Regions from separate parts of the Homo sapiens genome. Here region 2 is linked to region 1. Evidence: chromatin contacts called from ENCODE Hi-C data. All regions are on one chromosome and are shown on one strand. The core of a region is the stretch at or near the end of the contact, and the rest is flanking DNA. Distances in the headings are between cores, read along the strand shown.

Region 1 (2,757 bases), core at 92-2,591:
AGACAAGTGTTTCCTATTCAGATCTTTGAAAGGTGGTAGACTCTTAATCTCTTTAGGATTGGGAGGGCCTGGAAGAAAAAGATCTAGCTATGTTAATAGAGATTCTTTGCAGATGCAAATGTCCACCCCGCCCGCCCCCCCCAAAGAACAGCTTTGCAAAGCCATTTCAAAATGTGGCAAAGAAACATGTTTAGGGGTAATATTTTAACTTTCTTCTTTGTCACATAATGTTAGGCCAGAGCCAGTTTGGAAAGTAAGTCACGATATATAGGGTTAAATGAAAGCCATCTGATGAGAATTTATGGTTTGTAGGGCATGACTCTTCCCAGACAGGAATGTGGGCAAGATAAAAAAAAAAATCAGAGCTTAGTCCGCACTCAGTCGAGGAAACTGGCTTAGAGAAGTTAAGCTTTGGCCTGGGACTTGCGCCGGAACTTCAGGTCCTACCTTCCACGGGAAACAGCCTCTAATTCCTTCCTTTACTTTTCTAGGCGCAGGAGCCAGCTCCCCGCCCCTCCACACCGCTCCACTCCCCGCTTCCAGGCGCATCCCTGCGGGTGGTGTTCCGGTTAGAGACACGTGTTTCGGCGCAACTTGTCCCGAAGCTGCCCGGTGTCTTTCTCCCGCTTAACTCCGTGAATGACTCGAAACCCGACTCCAAGGCACGGCTGCAGCTCGCGGCGCGCCCACAGCCGGGCCGCGGGTGGGGACGGAGCTGAAGCCGGGTCAGAACTCACCCGACTCGCCTGGGCTGGGGGACGTCTGGAGAACGTCCTGGGGTTGTCGAAGAGCGAACCGTCGGCGGCTGCCATGGTCTGCGTGGGTGACGCGTGGTGCAGCAGCGAGCCCGGTGCGCAGACTGCTGGGCCCGGGACCCCACGTGGGACGCGCGAGGACCCTGCGCCACCGCCCCTTCCGGGTCCGGAACGGCTCCAGCTGTACGGACTCGTCCCGAGGGGAGCCGGGGACGGCGGCACCGGGCGGGTAGGGACAAGACTACCGCGCGTGCCCCCGCCTGGTGGCAGCCCCTCTCTGCGTCCCTCGCGGCCTGGCAAAATTACATTCGGCCGAGAGTTCACGCTGGGGAAGCTCTCTGAATGCCTCTGAGAAGCGAGATCCGGCGCCATCTCACCGACGAGCCTCCCCTTTACCGCCCCGTGCGTTTCCTCAGCACTTTAGGAACTAAAGCCTGTCTGGGTAGCTCCCTAACAGGCTCTGGAGCTCAATCCCTGGGCAGGGAAAAGGGGGTCCTCGGGGCTCCCCGCTCGCTGTCCTTTTTCTGGACAGGCAGTTCCTTGGCCACCTGGTAGGGCCGCGTTGCCTGGCAACGGCGGGGTCCTTCTTGGCTCGGCGGCGCTCGGGGCCTGAGGGGAGAAAACCGCCGCGGAGGGCGCTGGGGGTGGCGGCGGCGGTCCGGGAGGTGGTCGCGCGACTGCGTGGAGCGCCAGGGCGTCCGACCTCTGCACCTGAGAGAAGATGAACACGGCCGACCAGGCCCGGGTGGGGCCCGCGGACGACGGGCCTGCGCCGTCTGGGGAGGAGGAGGGAGAGGGGGGCGGCGAGGCGGGCGGGAAGGAGCCAGCAGCGGACGCGGCCCCGGGGCCCAGCGCTGCATTCCGCCTCATGGTGACTCGGCGGGAGCCGGCCGTGAAGCTGCAGTATGCGGTGAGCGGCCTGGAACCGCTGGCTTGGTCCGAGGACCACCGCGTGTCTGTGTCCACGGCCCGCAGCATCGCTGTGCTGGAGCTCATCTGCGACGTGCACAACCCGGGCCAGGACCTGGTTATCCACCGCACCTCGGTGCCCGCACCGCTCAACAGCTGTCTCCTCAAAGTAAGTCATCCCCCGCCATCCCTGGGGTCTTCCCCTGTCCCCCTCTCGCGGCCGCATCATCCGTCCCAGGGGAATCCGATCCCACACTCTGTCCGGGGATTTCCCTCTTCGCACCGAGCGCTGGGGATTTATTAAGCAGCCAGGGTTACCACAGCTTAAAAAAAAAAAAAGAAAAGCTCTGCAGCTGTCTGCACCCTGTTTCCCCAGGTCACCCGCCGCCGCAAACACAGGTACACACCCAGGGGGCTTCCCGGAGTTGAGTCCCAGGAACCCCTCCTTCGCCCCTCCGTCGGGCCCGCACATGGAGCGGGTTACTCGATGGTGCTTTCTGAGACTCCACCCCCTGTAGATCCAACCCGGGGCCTGCCTCTGTCGTTGCTGCTATTGTTTGGGGCCGACTTTCCGAGGTTCTTGGCTGGCTTTGTCTACTGTGTGTGTCCTCCTCTCGCGCCTCTTTAGCTTCAGAAAAGAAAAACTGGTCCCATCCATTGTCTTAATTGTTTCAGTGACTTTATTATGAATGGTCCTCGCCTCTCCTTGGGCAAACGGGTAAATACTGGATCTCGGGGTTTGTACTTTAGTTTTTCTTTACTAGCTAAACATCTTTGGGATGTTGAATGAAAATAAAGATTCGAAACAACTACCTATCTTAAACTTCAAGCGCAAGGTCAAGTAGTAAGCCATAGCGTTCCTTTTAGTTGCTTAGAGGTGTAAAAACTTTCCATATATCCTTGATAGAGGTGTACGCTTACATGTGAACTGTCAGTGTATATTCATACATTCAATAGATATTTGAATACCATTCTGCTTGGTGCTGCCCCATGTTCTGGAAATAAAGCAGTGTACAAAACAGAACCCCTGCCCTCATGAAGCTTACATTCTTTGGCAAGTCAAGCACAAATGATAAGGTCCTGTCAGGTAGTG
Region 2 (3,037 bases), core at 191-2,690, 750 kb after region 1:
GCTCCAAGGGAGCTCCAAGGGATGTGGTAAGAATGTATGAGTGACGCACGTGGAAGAGTGTCTAGGAGAGAGCAGGCAACCTCTACAGAAGTGCAGGTCACTAGGGAGACAGCAGGTACAACACAGCCTTAAAAGCATGGACTCCAGAGTCAGCCACCTGGTTCCCAGCCGCAATCTTAGATGATCTATTTAAACTTTTCCAGCCTATTTCCTCATCTGTACAATAGCGATGATGGAAGTGTCCACCTCACAGTCTTATTGTGGGGATTGCAACACGCATGGCATAGAGCACATGGCAGAGTGCACATTTTTAGGAGCTCAATTAGTATTTACTTCAAGACCGTAAGTGTCGCTAGAACCCCATCACATGTCTGCTATCTGCTTTTCACTTCTACACAGGAATCTTCTTTCTCCCTGTCTTGCTACACAGACCAGTGTGTTCTTTCGTTGTTGTTGTTTGAGATGGAGTCTCGCTCTGTCGCCCAGGCTGGAGTGCAGTGGCGCGATTTCGGCTTACTACTGCCTCTGCCTCCCGGGTTCAAGCGATTCTTCTGCCTCAGGCTCCCCGAGTAGCTGCGACTACCGGCGCGCGCCATCACGCCCGGCTAATATTTTTTGTACTTTTTTAGTAGACACGGGGTTTCACCATGTTGGCCGGGCTGGTCTTGAACTCTTGACCTCAGGGGATCTGCCCGCCTCGGCCTCCCAAAGTGCTGGGATCACAGGCGTGAGGCCCCGCGCCCGGCCTGGTTTCGGGATTTTAAGCTAAATTTCTCTTTGTAAAATCCATTCTAGTTAGTTCATTATGCAAAAGGTACAAGGGTTTATCTTTGCTTTTTTGTACTTGAAATAATTCTTTCATCAATTTCTTTCAAGCAAACAAGTTCGAGACCTCCCTCAACAGGCCACCTTTCTTGTGAAAAGCTGTTTACAAGATTTCGATTCAAATCTGCCTTTACAGGTCTTTTGGGGCTACCCAAGTCTTTCCCTCCGTCGCGTTCTGCGGGAATGAGCTGCGCAGCGCTCCGCCCGGGCCCCCTCAAGCCTCACCTCTTGCAGCGCCTTCCAGTTTTGAGAAAAGTCTTCTGGTGCCTTTGGAGGTCGCACCACAGCACCGGGGCCGCTTGCTGGCTTCTTGCTTACTTCCCGCGCCTTGCTTTTCCAAAACCTTTTTTTCTTCTTGTTTTTCTTCCGAGTGAGCGTCTTGACAGGACCCGGCTTAGCCACGGGGCTGCTCGGGGCGCGCTTGGAGGCGGGGACCTTCGCCTTCCCCATCCTGCTGCCGTCCAGCGCCTGGGCCGGCGGCCACCCGAGACCCCGGCCTCCCCGGGCCCGGCGCCCTGGCAGCACAAGCGCCTGCCCAGGCCAGGCCGAAACACACCCACCGCAGGGACCCCGTCCAGGAAAAGACTCCGGAAGAGACCCCGCACGCGTTGCGCATACCTCAGCACGCACGCTCCAGTCCCCGGAAGCGCTCGTCTCTCCACAACCGGCTGGAAACCGGATCCCTGCCTCTGGTTCCGCGCAGCCTGGGCGGTTCACCCGCACGGGACTTGGGCCGCCGCCTTAGCCAGCGGCATCCGGGGTCATCGACCTCGAGTTTGACTGGGGCAAGCCGAGGACCTCCCCAAGATCCGGGATGGGGATGAGAGATGCGAACGCCGGAAGGGAACTGGGGGGCCGCTGTGTGTGTAGCACCTGGTAGGGCAGCTGAGCTGGGGGCACTGGGCGGTGGGGCTAGTGAGAGCCGGGCTAGGTCGCTCGCCTGCGTCCTGGACTCTCGAGCCTTTCCCGCCTTGGGCTGCTCCTTGCTCAGCCTCACAGCGGCTCATCTTCCACGTACAGTGGGGAAACTGAGGCCCAGGCACCGGGAGGAGTTCCTGCCAGTTCACTCTGTAGCAGGACGAGCCGCAGACAAGAACCCCTCAGACACCGAATTGTAGAAGGAAAGGGCTTTATTTAGTGGGGAGCATCGGCAGACTCACGTCTCCAAAAACCGAGCTCTCTGAGTGAGCAATTCCTGTCCCTTTTAAGGGCTTACAACCCTAAGGGGGTCTGTGTGAGAGGGTCGTGATCGATTGAGCAAGCAGGGGGTACGTGACTGGGGGCTGCATGCACCGGTAATCAGAACGCAACAGAACAGGACAGGGATTTTCACAATGCTTTTCCATACAATGTCTGAAATCTATAGATAACATAACCGGTTAGGTCAAGGATTGATCTTTAACCAGGCCCAGGGCGCGGCGCCGGGCTGTCTGCCTGTGGATTTTATTTCTGCCTTTTAGTTTTTACTTCTTTATTTGGAAGCAGAAATTGGGCATAAGACAATATGAGGGGTGGTCTCCTCCCTTACTTCTGCCGCCTGGGTTCAAGCGATTCTCCTGCCTCAGCCTCCTGAGTAGCTGGGACTATAGGTGCACGCCACCACTCTCTGCCAATTTTTGTATTTTTAGTAGACCTGGGGTTTCGCCACGTTGGCCAGGCTGTCTTGAACTCCTGACCTCCAGTGATCCATCCGCCTCGGCCTCCCAAAGCGCTGGGATTACAGGTGTGAGCCACCGTGCCCGGCCGGGAGTGGGTAGATTTGATGTGCGTGTGTAACAGGCAGAGGTTGATGGAGTAACAGGGAAGTGAGGCTCCTAGGATTTTGGTCTGAGCAATTGGGTGTGGCCATTTATCATCTCAATAAATGTCTGCGGGGAGCAGGGTGAAGTATGGGGGTGGAGCCATGAGCTCCTTTTCACACTTGCTGAGTTTGAACGGGCCGTCAGTCACCAAGGAGAGACGTCTAATCAGCAGCAGGATATAAGATTCCTAAGCTTAGGGAAGGGTCAGTGCTGGAGATGTAATTTGGAAATCGTCAGCACATAATTAGTGTTGAAACATGAACCTGGGTTAGTTCATCCAAAGAGAGAGTACCAATATAGGGAGTGAAGGGTTAAGACCAGATAGCAGGTGCTGGGGGCTCTCCAGGGGCGAAGCAGCAGAGGAGGCTGAGGGGGAGCAGTCAGTGCAGTGGGAGGAGAAGCGGATGTGA

The links. Hi-C counts contacts between places; a loop is a spot of excess contacts on that map. Pooled maps may share reads with other maps.
Region 2: a loop to region 1 is called in a map of gastrocnemius medialis, with 8 times the contacts of the local background. The contact joins the promoter of REXO4 here to the promoter of GTF3C4 in region 1. A Hi-C loop is called at or near these places in 1 of 168 maps with a recorded cell type or tissue (gastrocnemius medialis) and 6 of 50 pooled maps.

What each region holds. Positions count from the first base shown.
Region 1 is chr9:132,669,123-132,671,879 of GRCh38, forward strand. GTF3C4 (general transcription factor IIIC subunit 4) reads left to right here and starts at 1,342. Exons shown (of 5, transcript NM_012204.4): 1 at 1,342-1,833. The coding sequence starts at 1,477. It overlaps DDX31 (DEAD-box helicase 31), which reads right to left and starts at 861. Exons shown (of 20, transcript NM_022779.9): 1 at 738-861. The coding sequence starts at 812. RefSeq lists enhancers at 718-1,585, 1,271-1,350 and silencers at 931-1,080, 1,501-1,630.
Region 2 is chr9:133,416,570-133,419,606 of GRCh38, forward strand. It overlaps REXO4 (REX4 homolog, 3'-5' exonuclease), which reads right to left and starts at 1,441. Exons shown (of 8, transcript NM_020385.4): 1 at 1,051-1,441. The coding sequence starts at 1,275. It also overlaps a transcript of ADAMTS13 not described here. RefSeq lists a silencer at 1,186-1,425 and an enhancer at 1,536-1,755.